Linked DNA regions of Mus musculus: region 1 is linked to region 2. The links are chromatin loops, found by intact Hi-C in ENCODE. Cell type or tissue: left cerebral cortex. All regions are shown on one strand. Each heading gives the region's core, and the rest is flanking DNA. Links, peaks and the distances in the headings are about the cores only. Region 1 holds the start of Klf8 (Kruppel-like factor 8). Region 2 has its middle 97 kb from the start of Rragb.

The links. Peaks named below come from ENCODE experiments on the same cell type or tissue, not always from the same donor. Only the 100,000 strongest peaks of a DNase experiment are listed, where the experiment ranks them.
Region 1: a loop joins it to region 2, with 4 times the contacts of the local background. A loop is called at or near these places in 13 of 42 quality-filtered maps.

The regions. Positions count from the first base shown.
Region 1 is chrX:153,356,077-153,364,402 of GRCm38, forward strand. Klf8 (Kruppel-like factor 8) reads left to right here and starts at 3,537. Exons shown (of 8, transcript NM_001357183.1): 1 at 3,537-3,633; 2 at 3,766-3,888; 3 at 4,220-4,407. In left cerebral cortex, for the core only: a CTCF peak has its summit at 3,334; DNase peaks (open chromatin) are centred at 2,928, 3,529, 4,073, 4,788 and 3 more places; H3K4me3 peaks cover 2,675 bases; H3K27ac peaks cover 1,618 bases.
Region 2 is chrX:153,233,162-153,241,487 of GRCm38, forward strand. It overlaps a transcript of Klf8 not described here. Among named protein-coding and RNA genes, the nearest start is that of Rragb, 97 kb to the left of the region's middle. In left cerebral cortex, for the core only: no CTCF peak of the experiment used is centred there; DNase peaks (open chromatin) are centred at 4,630, 5,100, 5,242 and 5,901; H3K4me3 peaks cover 1,446 bases; H3K27ac peaks cover 682 bases.

The DNA of each region.
Region 1 (8,326 bases), core at 40-8,039, 120 kb after region 2:
TTGGCCCCAGGCTGCTCTATCCTTTTGGCCCCCTCCTTTTCCTCCCCTGTCCTGTCCCCATCCTTATCTCTCTTCTCTTCTCTTCTCTTCTCTTCTCTTCTCTTCTCTTCTCTTCTCTTCTCTTCTCTTCTCTTCTCTTCTCTTCTCTTCTCTTCTCTTCTCTTCTCTTCTCTTCCGAGAGACAGGGTTTCTCTGTGTAGCCCTGGCCGTCCTGGAACTCACTCTGTAGACCAGGCTGGCCTCGAACTCAAAAATCCACCTGACTCTGTCTCCCAAGTGCTGGGATTAATGGCGTGCGCTGCCGCACCACCACCAGGCACTCATCACTCTCTTTTCCCCCTTCTCCTTAGCTACAGGTCTTAAAGTATTTTAAATTTGTTGTTGTTTTTTCTGCTGGGAGCAGTAGGGGTGGTGGTGATGAAGGCCTCTTCCTGAGGCTTTTCCTCTGCTTCTCCCCCTTGCCCTCCTTCTGGGCTCCACCCCCATAGTTTGTTAGCTGGCCTTCTCAAGAAGGAAGGGAAGCAGGAGAATGAGAAGGAAGAAGGGCACTACAGAGAGCAACATCTTGTGAGACCCAGGTGTCTGCAGGCTTCTTGGCTATAGTCCTTAAGTCCAGTATGTAATTTAACCCTCTTCCTTATACATGTACAGGAGAGCTCAAGATGCCCAGTTCCCCTTTTGCTTCAGGTGAAAAGGGAGAAGTTGAAGATACTGCGGGTTGCTATTTGATTTATTTCTTAAGCCCCTTAAGAGAAGGGGAGCCCGTGGTGCTTCCTAAAACGAAGAACCCTAGTTAATTCTTGATGTTTGCTCTCTCACAACATTCCATCTGACACAAAGGGTACACCTAGCCTAGATAAAAGTGTATTGTTGCTCAGTGTGTTTCATCGACTAAATGGATGGAAAAAGGGACAGGAAAGATACTTGAGTGTATGTATCCAAGGTTTAATAATTTACTTTGTTTTTTCCCAAAATCAGAATTTGCCCATCCAGTACAGTTTTCTATACAAATGCAGTTGAGGCAGACAAAATCTGGGATGTAAAATAAATTAGGTCTCCAGAAAAACTTTTAGCGAGAGTATAAATTGTTTGGCTATCTTCAGGTGGATTGACACATCTTCTTGAACCTGCATAGATTAAACAAAGAATTTACCATGACAAAAGGGTACGCCCAGCTTAGATAAAGAGTTCTAGTGGCTATTAATGGCAGTATTACAGAAGTCTACCCATCTTTGTTTTTCACATCACAAAAGTGTATTTGTCTTGAACATAAACAGTTTTACATCCTTGAATCTAAAACTTTCTGTCATTACTGAAGATAGCCTTGGGCTAGTGAAATATCCTTTTCTTAAAAGCAATATTTATTAGATTTTATATATTAAGAACATAAGGATACAAGGTATAATGTGACCCTTTTTAAAAACGAATATATAGAGTTGTACATTATGTGGCTCCCTCTTAATAAGTCTTACCTTGTAATTGCAGCAGGTGTGTACGCAGTGGTAGAAATATGGTATAGAGAGATAGTGAGGCATTTGTAAAAACCCCTATAACAGGGGCATTCTTTTACGTAGCAAGTATACATATCTGCTGTTTAATCTTTGTCCCTTGATTTCTATGTATGAAAACGATAGCGCTGGTACCTACCTATACCACTGTCAGAACGATTCAGTGAGGCTCAGAACAGAGTTCAGCACTTAGTTACTGCTCTGTAACGATGAATGATAATAATACTCAGCATCTACATTGCAGACCTACTGACACCTGATACCTAACCAGGACTTTATAGTTTAATAATGAGAAGCAGTTATAACAACACATAGGTACCTGGAGGTGCTGAAGCAAATGGTCAGTTCTTCCAAACGTAATGAAATTAGGAGAGGGGGTGACCTTTACTTGGTCCTTTTAAAAAGGTGAACAGAGTTTAGGCCACGTCAACAAAAAAGGTAAGGTGTCTCGTGGCCTAGAGATTAATTGAGAAAATCCTGGTCTTATCAGAAATTTGGAGTCCAGTAGAGCAGCAAAACCCCTGCTGCTTGAGATAAAGGTAGGGTCCAGATCATCACAACAGGTTAAAGGACTTGAACATTTGCATAGTTGGTGAACTACTAGTAGAGAACTGACTGGGGAGGGAAGGAAAAGGAGATTTTTAAAACATATCTGAGCAGAAATAGCAATTAAGCAAATGGACAAACATGCTGGGCACATACTGAGCTGTGACCCTCAGGTTTGTTGTTTGGTTTTTTTTTTTTTACTCTTTTTCTTTTGAGGCTGGGTGTGACATTGCATTCCTGTAAACTCAGAACCAAGGAGGCTGAGGCAGGTGAGTGGTGAGTTTGAGGACAGTCTAAGCTGCATTAGCCTGAGCTCTATCATAAGATTACCTCCTATTTCAAACAAACAAAAAAACAACAAGAAGAAACATAAGCTGGGGATCCAACTGAGTGATAGAATGCTTGCTTAGAATACACTAGGCCCCGAATTCAATCTACATTACTCCCTGATGGGACATAAAAATATAGTGCTACCTGCTGTCTAGGGTTGTTATGAGGAATAAAGGAAAATTGAGGACTATAATGGTACCTGGCCTAGTGAACTGCCCATATGAGGTGCTGAAGACATGGAACCTATTATTTCTTTTGCTTGGCTGCTCCTTCTGTTCCTCCGCTTTGTTTCTCCTCTCTCTCTCTCTCTCTCTCTCTCTCTCTCTCAGAATTGTGGTAGGGAAGAGGCACTGGAAGGAGGCTGTGGTTGTCTGTGACTTCCTGGGTTTCCATTAAAATGAACTAGAGACAGACTTTAAGGCAAGGACAAGGAAATGCTGGAAAGATGGTGGCTTCTATTCTACGGACCCAGTTCTTCGGGGATGTTAGCCAATGCTTAGCTGAGAGGCGGTCTCAGGGGGTTGAGAACTCTATTCTTAGAGAGCTGGGAGACTCAGAAAGCCTTCCTGTTGCCAATCCGTGATCATTTCATCTTTACCTAGTTTCCTCTCACCTCCTATTGCTAGAAAATTCACCCAGCTCTTCTTTCCTCTTAAGCTTCATCCCTAAAAAGACACTGTGACCCCTCTGTCTTTGCTAGTGTCACATGTTGCCATGGAGAACTGGGAGGGTTAAAAAAATCCATTTACTGTTACCATCTTACTGGCACTCCCCATTCTGCTTCCCTTTCTCCCTAGAAATCTCTTACTCCCAATCACCACACCCTTCCCAACCTCCCTTGGAGTGCTTAAGTCTGGGTGGATAGTTGACCAAGTAGTGTGCCTGAAAACCCCTGCTGGGGACTAAGGATGCACCGAAAAGGCTTTCAGTCATACCTGCAGCTGCAGGAGGCCAACTGAGACGGCCGCCAGGGGCGAGACTGGCTCCTGGCTCCTAGGGCCCGCCCCACCCCCTCCTCTGTCCCTCCGCCTCTTCTGCCCCACCCATCTCTACCCCCTCCTACTCCACTCCCCTCTAGCGGCCACTTGTCCCTTTTAAGGAACTCCACCCTAGGTGGAGTCCTCATAGTCGCACCTCTCTTCTGGGCCTAGTCTGACACAGAAAGAGCTATGTACTCCATCTGCTCAGATTGCCTGGGGAGAGCACCAGGCTTTGACCCGCGGGTGCGGTATACCAGTGGGGCGGCCAGGTACCACCGAGAAGTCTCTCAGGCGCGGTCCTGCGGGAGTGCCTCCCACTCGCGTTGGAGTCCCTGCCCTGGGCCGGTGTTTTCCTATATGTTTCGACCAATCGTTGGCGTCTTTTCCTCCTTTCTTTTTAGGAAGGCGCCGGGTGTGCAGCACTAACCGCTGCGAGGAGGGGATCCTCTGGCGCTGTCTCCTTGTGGGTCTTCACTGACTCCCCCTCTCTCTCTCTCAACTTTGCGTTCAAGTCGTGATCTAAGGTTTGGGTGCTTTGCTGGGACCCCGCCCGTGCTCTCTAGGCGAGGGTTTGAGGAGTTCTGAGGTGGGTGGAGAATGGGCTTGGCCGGAACTGAATCGGTTGAGGTAAAAGGGGAACGCAGGAGCTTCAGCGCTGGCCACTTCGCCCCGGAGAAGCCGCTGTATTTTTAGCACAGGGAAGGCTGCAGTGGGAGGATTCTTTTTAGGAAGTCGGCTCCACCGCCCCGATTCGGGGCTTGGATGCTTGAAAGCTTTGTTTCCCTTGTTCTGAGGGTGGCCCAGCTGGGTCTAAATCGACTCCCTCCCTTTTTCGTTTTCCCTATCCTTTTCCAGCCTGGAGAAAACAGGGAGGTGGGGGACCAAGGAAGAGAAGGCTAAAGCGTGTTACCAGGCGCGCTGTCAGACATGGGCGGGTGCAAGGGGAACAGCTGCCTTGAGATCAGCTCTGGAGTATGAGTCTCTGAGAGGACTGCGTGAGCTCCGGACACTTCAGGAGTCGGCAGCGGCTGGAGGCATAGGCGGTAAGTGACTTGGGAAAGGACCACTCTTTCAGTCTTCAGTCAGGGTTCTAATCCCCGCACCCCGCGTGCCAACCGCACACACCCACTTGGCTTTGGGTTTTAGCAGTGAAGTGGGATGGGGGAGACGAGTAAGCGGAAGGGGGTAAGAACATTATGTGGAATCAAATTCAACTCAATGGAAAAAGACTTCCCTTAAGGATCGCGGAGACTAAGAGGAAGGGTACTTCAGGGGGGGCTTGTGGAAGAATTGAAAAGGGACACGAATGGATAGGTATGTCTAGTTCAGTCTGTCCTGTCTAGGTGCTCTCAACCCTCCTTAAGTGGTACGGTTTGTTTTAACCCTGTACATGCAAAGTCTCTGTGCGAGAGAAGAGGATTTGGAGGAGCACTGAACCCACTTACGTCACCCCCTCCCTTCCCCCAAGCAGTAGCAGGTACCTAGAGATGCTTCTAAAACGAGGGAGGAGGGGAAGGGAAGAGTTAAGTTGGGAGCCTGCCCTCTAGGTACTGATAGCAGATCCCTTCTGTGGAGGAGCTGCTTAGGACATGCCCCTCTTTAAGGGGGGGGGTCGTCCCCTTGGTTGGGGGAGGAAGCCAAAGCATAGCCCTGTCTAGGCTCTTAAGGATGTGGCCAAGGGGTTAGCTCCTGTAGGTGGAAGATCAGCCAGAATTGCTGTGACTACTGGAGCAAAGGGACTTGCTTAGCCACAAAGTGAAGCTTTTTGTACTTTTTTTGACCCTAAGAATTTTGTAGAAACTAAACCATGTCGTAACAGGTGGCCAGGGGAACAGTACCTTATTTTCTCTATATTGTAATTGCGGGAAAAATTTATAAAGTACTTGTATGTCATTTAGCATAATAGTGATGGAGAAAAGAGAAAAAGAGACTCATCTCTAGACTTGGATTTAACCTGAAGATGGTTTGTGATAATAAAAAGATCTACTTTGAAACCCTTCTACCAGCATGAACTAGTTATATGACCATGCACCGTGCTTTTCTCCTCTGAGGGATGCATATTAAAATTCTTATTCAGAAGGTATATATGATACAGGCTGCTCCAACTCGCCGTTCTTCATGTTTTCTTACTCTGGGGTTTTCTCTGGCTCACTGCTGATAGACTTCGTACTTCATTGTCCTTAAAGCACATTTCAGATGAAGGGGAAAGAAGGCCTGTGCAGTTTGAATCGCTTGCTCAAAGACAGGCTAGAATATATGCCTTATTTGTTTGTGATTTAACATTGTTCTCCCTGGCTGCAAGAGAAAAGGCCACTAATCTGTCTATCTTCTGATTCTTTGGTTGGTTTAACCACGATGATGTAACCAGCAAGACCTTTGAACAGCAAACCAGTGGCTCACAAGTGACTTCGTCCTCTTCTTCAAAGTCTGGGGGGAACCCTTATGAGAGAGACCATCCTTGGAAACTGTTGGTGAGACAGGCTAGGCACAGTGCCTTTAGGTTAGCTTAGAGGACAGATAGGCAAAGGATGCAGGAAGGGTGGAAATCCAACTTCAAATGTGTAAGTGATAAATATAACTACCCAGCCTGTCCTCAAGACCAAATTGCATAAAAGCTCTGCGCTCATAGAAAGAACCCTCTTGCTTTCAGAGCATACAGGATAAAAAAAAATTGGTGGGAAAAAATGTTCAGGGCAGCCACCCTCATTTTTGTAGTGTGTGTATTTCAGAGATGAGGCTCTTAGTGGTTCCTGCTGGTTGCTTTTTTGTTTTGTTTTGTTTTGTTTTGTTTTTGAAATTTCCAGGGTATGAAGCCTAGCTATTATTAGTCTTCAGGGTGCCTGTTTCTCATGTGAAGGAGGTGGGTCTTGACGACTCATCCGTTTCGACTCTGCCAGGGGCTTATTAATGTTTGTTACATTTAGATGTTTTCTTTATTCTCATATTTTATTATTATTATTTACGTGTTTTTTTGTACGCATATAAAGTAAATGCTGCATGTGTGAAGAAGCTAGAATTATGGGTAATTGTGAGCTGCCCAACATGGATGCTGGGAATAGAACCTGGGTCCTCTGGAAGAGCAAAAAGTGCTCTTAACCTGTAGCTATCACTCCAGCCCTGTGCATTTATTTATATGTTTGCCTTAGTTTGGAGTCAGTTGTACTTTATGGGCTCACTTAAATTGTTGAATGAAGGAAAAATGCCTTCTTAATACAGAATTCATTTAGCAAAATGGCATACTGGATGTTAGGTACTGAGGGGAAAAGGTGTCTCCCCACGCCCTCCCCCCCAGTAGACATTGAAACCAGGAGCTGGTGTATTATTGGAGTTTTTAAAAATGGCAACAGGGTGTAGTAGAACTGGCCTTGAACTCTCTCAATTCTCCTCTCTCAACCTCCTGAGTGCTCCAGTTATCATCAGCATGAACTGTTATAACTACTGAGAAGTTTTAAAGCTTGCTTTCTGTTTGAATTCTTTTCTTTATCCTCCAACCAGATTTGTATTCTTATTTAAGTCCTGCTGATGTCCCTGTCCTCCACAGATCTTCCTTATCTCCTCAGCTATTATCAGATTGTCTTCATATGTTCTATAAGACAAATAAACTGTCTTATAATATGCTTGTTTTTATGTGTGTCCTGATAAGTATTTATAGCATTCCATCCATCTCTCATTCCTACCTAAAATGCGTTACTATGAAAACTTTATTTTCTTTTGCATCTGTAAATATTAGTTTGAAGAACTACATGATTGTTCCTGAATTTTCTAGGACCTTGATCATTGCCTGCTGCATTTTGGCTTAGTTGTGTTTATAACTAAGCCCCCAGTCCCCTTTGAGACTCAGAGCTAGTTGATGACGCTCCATACCATTGCGGCTTCATACCACTTACCTTTCCCTTACATCCTTTCCTTTGCAAACACTTGGTACATATTTTGTGAGATGATGATCTAAGGTCTTACTCCTTGTTTAGTTTTTCAGTGCAGCCCTTGCTGTCCTGGAACTTGCTTTATAGACCCGGGCTGGTTTCAGAACTCACAGATTTGACTGCCTCTGAGTCTGGAGTCCTGGGCTTAAAAGCATTCGCTACCACTGGTCCTGTATAAGGTCTTACTCTAACTAAACTGCTTTTTGGTAAGTGAAAAGAAACTGATCAGTGTAGTTGACCTAATTGATCAGCTGTTCAGTTTTCTTTTTAGCTTACATATGGATATCATTTGTTTCAATTTTATAAGTAGAAGTTAGATTTCTGATCTGTTTATGAACCATAATTTAACTTTATCCCCTAGCCTCGTTCCTAATTTCAAAAATGATATGGTACATTATAGTTATAAATAATATATTGAAATGAAGGATTTTACTGGTTTTGCAATTTTGAGTGTGTTGTTTACTTTTTTTTTTTAACAGCAAGTATTAACAGGTTTCTTTTTTTTTTTAAGATTTATTTATTTATTATATGTAAGTACACTGCAGCTGTCTTCAGACACTCCAGAAGAGGGAGTCAGATCTCGTTACGGATGGTTGTGAGCCACCATGTGGTTGCTGGGATTTGAACTCCTGACCTTCGGAAGAGCAGTCGGGTGCTCTTACCCACTGAGCCATCTCACCAGCCCGTGTTGTTTACTTTTTAACGTCATTGTGTATCTGAAGGGGAAAAATGTAAATTATTGGTCTGGAAGTTAGTTATAAATCTCTAGAACGTGCTACATGCTCTGTATCATATACTAAAAATGTTAACTGTGTATTTAGATTTTTTAAAGTACAATGTGGATTTTTTTTTTGGCTGTGCTAGGAATGAAATTTAAGGGTCTTGTATATGCCAGAAGTATTTTGCCGATGAACTACATCCCTAGCCTATGAGAGTTTGAAGGTACAATCGTGTAACTCTAGTACTTGCTAAGATATTTCAAACATGCCTTCTGATAGGGGTAGCGGCATGCCATTAATCCCAAAACTCCACCAGAGGC
Region 2 (8,326 bases), core at 44-8,043:
GAGAGGGAGGGAAGAATCCTGGGTGGAAATATCTGACAGAGTAAACTGGACCATGAGAAGAAAGAGGAGGAGGAGCAAGAGATGAGGAGCCTACCTATGCGCAGCCAGGGCCAAGGCCAAGGGAGTGGTGTAGCCAAAATGGCTGTATTTTGTAGGAATCAGGGTTAGGGAAAGAGACGTGGAAGACGTGGAAGACCGCCCCTGGGAGCTGGAGGTTTAGGGTAGGGGGCGGGGTGAGAAATGCTGTGCGGAGCCACAGGTACTGAGTAATGCTGCCAGAACTGGGAGGAGCCACTGGCGCTGAGCGTCTCCGAGGGAACTGGCCTTGACTTCACTTTGATATGTTAATAGGTATCTCAGCCTGCTGTCTGGGGTTTCTGAGACCTAACACTTCACACTATATAGCACAGCTGCCTTTCATATCAGTCAAGGATATGTTTTGTTTGTTCGCTGGATGACTAAATGGAGAACCACATATAGTCAATTCAACATTGCAAAAAGTGCAAATAGTGCAGATATTGAAAAGTGTTTGATGATAAACAAGATACAGAGTTTGTATGATCTAGTAAGACGACCTCTAAATAGCTATAGTCTTAAACAATTTGGAACGCAATGGAAGGTCAGAAAAACAAGATTTAAATTAGTTTGGGGTTACTAAATTGACAGGGGAGAACATTTTTCATTCATTCGTTCGTTCATTTATTCTCTTGTTGTGTTTTGTTTTGGGTTTCTCTGCGTAGCCCTGGCTGTCCTGGAACTTGCTCTCTAGATCTGCCTGGCCTGCCTTTAAACATGCCCCCCCCCCGAGAGAGAGAGAGAGAGAGAGAGAGAGAGAGAGAGAGAGAGAGAGAGAGAATGAGAATCAAAGACATGCATGCCTTTTATAAACAAGTTGCCTTTATTATCCCTTAGAATCTGTCATATGTACTTTACCATTCTGATAATTTTGGGTTAATTGGTAGAAGCTGTGACCCGCTAGCTGCGCACCTTTGGGTTGGCTTTAGAATTTGCAGTTTCTAGCTTAGGGTTCCTTGTTATTTTTTTGGTTGGTTTGTTTGTTTGTTTGTTTGTTTGTTTTTTGAGACAGGGTTTCTCTGTGTAGCCCTGGCTGTCCTGGAACTCAATCTGTAGGCTAGGCTGTCCTGGAACTCAGAAATCTGTCTGCCTCTACCTCCCAAGTGCTGGGATAGGTTAGGGTTCTTAATAGTTCCAGGGAGCATAGTATTTTTATTGGAAACTTAGACTATCTAAATTAATAGAATCTTCTTTGCACCCCCTAGTGTGTATTACATCATTTAATTGCACAACCTCACAACGAGTTAGCTGCTATTACTATAATCATCATCATTTTCAGATGAGAAAATAGAAGGTCTAGGTGGCAGAATTACTTGTCCAAAACCACAACTCAAAGAAGTGATAAATTTGGGATTTGAACTTCAGTAGTAGGGCTCTGAAAACAAGCACTTTCCCATTATCTTTCTTTTTCTTTTCTTTTCTTTTCCTTTTTTTTTTTCTCGAGACAGGGTTTCTCTGTATAGCCCTGGCTGTCCTGGAACTCACTTTGTAGACCAGGCTGGCCTCGAACTCAGAAATCCGCCTGCCTCTGCCTCCTGAGTGCTAGGACTAAAGGCGTGCGCCACCACGCCCGGCTCCTATTATATTTCATAATAAAACTTGTAGTTAATTAGGATATTGGGAAGAAAAAGTCAAGCCAATCTGCTGGCTGTTAATCAGTCAGAGAGGAAAGAAAGGCAAAGAAAGGGCATTAGGTATGTATGCGAGGGACTGTTTGAGCAATTTTATAACCTTATTTTGATGCAAGGTTAGCAAAGCACTCACCTTCCCTCACCAGTACGAGCACCTAAGGCTATTTTAGTGTCAAGAAATAAAAGAGCCTTATAAGAGCAAGAAGTTGGGCTGTCGAGATGGCTCAGGGGGTAAGAGAACTGACTGTTCTTCTGAAAGTCTGGAGGTCAATCAAATCCCAGCAACCACATGGTGGCTCACAACCAGCCATAATGAGATCTGACACCCTCTTCTGGTGCATCTGAAGTCAGCTACAGTGTACTTATGTATAATAATTAAATAAATCTTAAAAAAAAATTAGCAAGAAGTTTTAGCCGGGCAGTAGTGGCGCACACCTTTAATCTCAGCACTTGGGAGGTGGAGGCAGGAGGATTTCTGAGTTTGAGGCCAGCCTAGTCTACAGAGTGAGTTCCAGGACAGCCAGGGCTACACAGAGAAACCCTGTCTCGGAAAAAAAAAAAAAGAAAGAAAGAAAAAGAGCAAGAAGTTTTTTTTAAGATTTGTCTTAAGCCATTATCAACAGGTTTTCAAGTGCTCAGCCATCATATATTTGAAACAGATGCTTACAGGTGCTACCAGGTCCAAGTCTCCAGACTTCTGCTCATGAATGCCCTGAATGTTAGCTGAAACTTTTCATCTAGTTTGCTATTATAAACTTGCAATGTGCCTGCCCCCCCAAATGTTCCATAAACTCTTCTCAGAAGAAGGAAGAAGCCTGGCAGTGGTGGTATGCACCTTTAATCCAAGCACTCAGGAGGCAGAGGTAGGTGGATCTCTGAGTTCAAGGCCAGCCTGGTCTACACAGTGAGTTCTGGGAGAGCCAGGGCTACACAGAGGAACCCTGTGTCAAACAACATCATCAAGCAAAACAAACAAAAACCTAATAAATAATAATAACAATAATAGATATTATCCAATATATCTGTGAAGATACTGCCCATAATATCTTTAAACGATATATGCTAGACTATATGGCAGCCACTATTCAGTATGTTAAGGATAGGTAAATTCCTGCACTCACAAGACTCTGCTGTTACGAACTTGCAAATTCCAAGTTCCAGGTGCTGGAAAGTTGGTTCAGTGGTTAAGAGCATTGGCTGGTCTTCCAAAGGACCCAGATTCAAGTTCCAGCACCCACATGGCAACTCACAACTGTCTGTAACTGCAGTTCTAGGGGAGCTGACAACATTACACACACATACAAGCAGGTAGAACATCAATATACGTAAAATGTAAATAAACCATCTTTAAAAATCTTTCAAAGCCAGGCGGTGGTGGTGCATGCCTTAATCCCAGCGCTTGGGAGGCAGAGGCAGGCAGATTTCTGAGTTCGAGGCGAGCCTGGTCTACAGAGTGAGTTCCAGGACAGCCAGGGCTACACAGAGAAACCCTGTCTCGAAAAACAAAACAAAAACAAAACAAAACAAAACAAAACAAAACAAAAAAACTTGCGAATACCATTCATTGAAATTGTGACCAGTGTTGTGGTAAAAATAAGATGGGATGAGGTCTCCTGTGTTCTGAGTTAATATTGGATATAGGATATGGAGTGAACAAAACAGAAAGGTAACACAGAGGGCAAACTGAGACAGATCTTAGCATACAGACATCTACCCCTGTGAACAAGGTTGCGTAGAAATTGGTGGCGAGGGACGGATAGATCTTTTTTTCTGGTAGAATTTGGATTCTACATGCAATTAGAATCAAAGATTTTTACAAAAGAAGTACCTCTTGTTCAGGTTTGCTATTAAAATTTGCCCTGTAAAACGATTTTCTAACTAGAGATGGATTTTAGAGGAGTCAATGAAGAAAAGCGGGAGATCTTTGAGGAGACTCATCTAGTTGAGGCCGGAGCCTGAGAAGTAGTAGAAACCCTGAGAAGTGGTCAACTGGACACCTTTTAAAGATACGGACAAAAGGATTTTCTGAAGAATTGAAAGTGGCCCAACAAATTTCTGAGTTCAAGGCTATACAGAGAAACCCTGTCTCGAAAAACCAAAAAAAAAAAAAAAAAAAAAAAAAGAAAGTGGCCCGAGAGGGAGAAAGAGTCAAAGTTGGCCCCCCAGGATGGTTTTGTTTTGAAACCAGGTGTTATCATCAACTGAGCTTGGAAATGGCAACAAACGTAACTTCTTATGGGTTAGTGTGGGCTTCCAGTTTAAGCTGGTGAGATTGGTCCTCCTTGCTTTTCTGACTTTTGAGTTGCCTGATCCAGGAGTGGGGGTGATGGTACTGGAAAGCTTTTTATGGTTTGTTAAAGGTATCACACAGATTTCTGGGAATCACTACTGTTCTTTTTCCAGGCTGGTTAGAAATTTGGAGAATCACACGGATGAAAGATGAAGACATTATCTCCCCCTCTGCCAGGCAGAACTGAAGAAGCCCCAAGGTTAGGAGAGCTTTTAAGCCCCTTAAGTCTAGAAAAGTGCACGAGAGTGGGCGGTGCCAAGCAGGGCGTTACAGGAACTTTCTTGGAGTTCTGGCTGGTTTAGGAAGAGCTTTCACCAGAGACGAAGTTAAGAGACCCGGGTGTGGTGTGGTGAGGTTGGGCCTGGCTTGTCCGGAAAGAGTTTGGGTGGGGTACAGTGGGCCAGCTTCGGGCCAGAGGTAGGGAGGGGAGGCCTCCACAAGGAGGTAACCCCAGCATCAGAAACCCAACAAAAATGTCCGGGGCATTGTTAAAAAGGCCCCAGGATTCTGTCCGCCCATTCAGAGAGGGAGGAAAAGCTAAGTTGTGTGATGCAGCTTTAAAGGGGCTGGTGATTGACAGAATGTGTAGCAGTGGATGGGGTGGAGCCGCTGGGTGGGGTCTGGGACAGGCAGCTGGGAGAAACCAAAAGGGAAAAAAAGAAAACCATTGCCCCTGAAATCCTTAACGCTGGGCGAGGGACGCTCGTGCGAATGAGGGGAGAGGAGGGTTTTAGATCTTACCACCACTCCCGCCACCGGCTAACTCCCTTATACCCTTCTGTCTCGCCTTAAGATCAGTAATATCTAGTGTACCGGCATCTCCCTAAGTCTTCCTGGGCTCGGTTCGTGGCGCGAGGCAGCGAAGACCCCGTGCGTGCGCTGCCCCTGGCAGGGGCTGCAAGGAAAGGATGCCTTCGGAGGCGCAGAACCCCAAAGTAAGTCCCTTTCATTTTGTCCAGCCAGCACCTCGCTTTCGGCTGCCCTCCCGGGGTCTCGGAGGGGGCGGGGACATGGCCGCAGTTCTGCTGGTGGCTCACTCTAGGAGGAAAGAAGGGTGGGGCAGGGTGGAGTAGGGCGGAGGAGAGGGGTGGAGGGTGGTGCTCTGGTGCCCAGAGTGGCCACGCGGCCAGCTCGTGCACACTGAAGCGTGTTGTGTGTTTACAGCCTCTATTTCCACTCCTGATGTTAAGGCTTCACTATCATCCTTCTGACATTCTTTCTTTTTGTCATACTCCAGCATCCCTATCAGGTTGCTCAAAACCTCTAGCTTCAAGCTGGGAGGGCTCCATCTTGCCTGGCTTCTTAAAGGGACAGTGCACAATTTTACCTAAGGGACTTGGAGTGGAAATTCAGTTTAAAGAATGTCAGTGTCTTACCTTGTTGTAACACTGTCTGTTTATTGGAAGGAATTTATGTGCAGAGGACAGCTCCTCCCTCTCCCAGGTTATCCTTCAAACTTGGTTCTAACATCCAGTGGATTTTTAGAAGGTGCAGTGTGGGTATTCATGCCAATATGCACATTAGTTACCCACAGAGTCAGTGGGTTCAGTAGTTTTATCTGAAGGATAGCATTTCCATTCAGACACAACATGACTGTGTAGATGACTTCGAGCTAATTAATCAATTCTACCAATATTTATTTAATGCCAACTTCATTGCCTGTGGCAGGCAGATCATGCAGCTGGACATTGTGTGTAAGATCTCAAGGCCCTGCAGAATGTTGCTATGGACTCCTTTTTTTAGCTGATTGGTGGCCAAGATCTCCTCCCTGGATAGGGGGAGGAATGTGGAATTTGATTCCAACATATGCCAACCATCTCTAACATATACTCTCCTAGTTCACATGTATTTTCACATGTGTGCTGGGAATCCATATACTCAAAGGAACTGGGAGCTCAGGTTGGAAAACATGTAGCAAGTCAAATGGCTTGTGAAGTGGGTGTGGTGGTGTGTGCCAGGCAGAGGCAGAGGCAGAGGCAGAGAGGCAGAGAGGCAGAGAGGCAGAGAGGCAGAGAGGCAGAGAGGCAGAGAGGCAGAGAGGCAGAGAGGCAGAGAGGCAGAGAGGCAGAGAGGCAGAGAGGCAGAGAGGCAGAGAGGCAGAGAGGCAGAGAGGCAGAGAGGCAGAGAGGCAGAGGCAGAGAGGCAGAGAGAGAGAGGCAGAGAGGCAGAGAGAGAGAGGCAGAGAGGCAGAGAGGCAGAGGCAGAGAGGCAGAGAGAGAGAGGCAGAGAGGCAGAGGCAGAGAGGCAGAGGCAGAGAGGCAGAGAGGCAGAGAGGCAGAGGCAGAGGCAGAGAGGCAGAGAGAGAGGCAGAGAGGCAGAGGCAGAGAGGCAGAGGCAGAGAGGCAGAGGCAGAGAGGCAGAGGCAGAGGCAGAGAGGCAGAGGCAGAGAGGCAGAGAGAGAGGCAGAGGCAGAGAGGCAGAGGCAGAGAGGCAGAGGCAGAGAGGCAGAGGCAGAGGCAGAGAGGCAGAGGCAGAGAGGCAGAGGGGCAGAGGGGCAGAGAGGCAGAGGCAGGTAGATCTCTGAGTTCAAGGCCATTCTGTTCTGGTCTAGATAGTGAGCTCCAGGACAGCCAGAGCTAGAGAATGAAACTGTGTCTTGAAAAGAAAAAGCCTTTGGAAAAGCACAGGACAGAATGTTTCCGTAGGAAAGCTGAGGCCATCCTGAATGCTCTGATTTTCGCCTTGGTGTCTTACCTGCTACATTGTGTTGGTAAGGAGAGCCTCATTAGCTCCTTCCCATTAGATAAAGAAAGAGTTGGTATAGCAACCATTCATTAGAAATGGCTTCTATGGACCAGTGACATCTTTTACATGCTTCTCTTTTGTTTCTGCTTAGGGAGGGTGGCAGGGTTGTGGATGGAGCTTTATAGTCCACAGACCAAAGAGATGAAATTGTTGTCGAGGTTTGAGGGCTATCATTTCCCCATGAAATGCTCTGTGTGAGTGATGGAATGACCCAGTTCCCATCAGTCGGCAGTTAGCTGTGTCTAGTATTAAATGTAAAGTCCAGAGTCGCTTTCTTTAATATTCTGGGTTTCAGTGCATCTCCAGTACGAGTTCTCATCCAGGGATGGTGCCTGTTGTAGGTTCCTTGACAACGTTTTAAAGCAAAGCAGAGTCCTCTATTCAGTGTCTTCTTGGTAGATCATCTAAACTTGAAAACAGTCTTATTCCAGACAGCCTATATTATTGAGTTTGGGAAGGAATTAAGATAAAAAGACTCAACATTTTTTCCTATGACCTTCTGAAAACAAAGAAAAGCACACATTTAACAGAAACACTCCTAGTTGATTTTGACTGTTTGGGAGTGTAGTCTTGTTATTGAGTCAAAAGCCACTTGTGCATGCCATGCCCCCCTTGAATGGAGGGTGGGGAAGGAACTATGTGTTGATTCCACAACCAGTATTCTGCCTTTGGTATTCTGTGTCACTTATTAGGGGCTGTTATGTTTCTCTTCTAACACTTGCTCATCTCTTGGTGTTCGTGGCTGGTTCGATTACCTTTGTGGGGAATTTCTAGTTGTATATCTGGGAACTAGGAAACTCTTAGCTGTCAGACTGTTGTTGAAATGTGCTTATTGCCTTTATAGGATGAGGAAAGCTTTACGAACCTTCTAAGAAGTACTCAAGGAAAGAGTAGAATTTTTCTCCAAGGGATTTAAGCAGCTTTCCCACAGCACTTTGAATTATTTGTGTCATTCTGCTTCCTAGAATTTTCATTTAGGACAAGGAAAAGTGGTTTCATGAGAGATAATTACAGAAACCAAACAAAAACTTTCAAGAGGGGCTCTCTGTCTCTGCTCAGTCTGTGTTTGTCTCTTGCTCTAACCCCCTCTCCCCCTCTCCCCTTCTCCCTCCCTCTCTACCTCTGTCCCCTTTTCCTTCCCTCTCCCTCCCTTTCCCTTTGCCTCTGCCTCTGCTTCTCTCTGCCCTCTATTTCTGTAATTCTATAGCACTAGTTCCAACCCTCAAATTACCTCTTGGAATGCCTAGACTTTCTTATACTAGAAAAATTTGGACAGCTTTGGTTAAATCCTGTTCTGGTTCTTACTCAGTCCTCAAGAATAGGAAGCTGCAAATGAGAAAATTGCAGCACAAAATTATATAGTGTCATGCTAGTCATTTACTCATTTAACAAATGTATGCTAAGAATCTTTTCTGGACCATTGCACCATCTTGGAGATAGTGAGAGGTGCTCTTGAAGGGGATAGACAGTAAAGATGTGTGTTTAATGAAGCTCTGAAGTAGTAGCAGGATAGTGTGACATGTTAGGGAGAGCTAATTAATATAGAATATTTAAGGAAAGCCTCTTTGATATGATAAAGAACAAT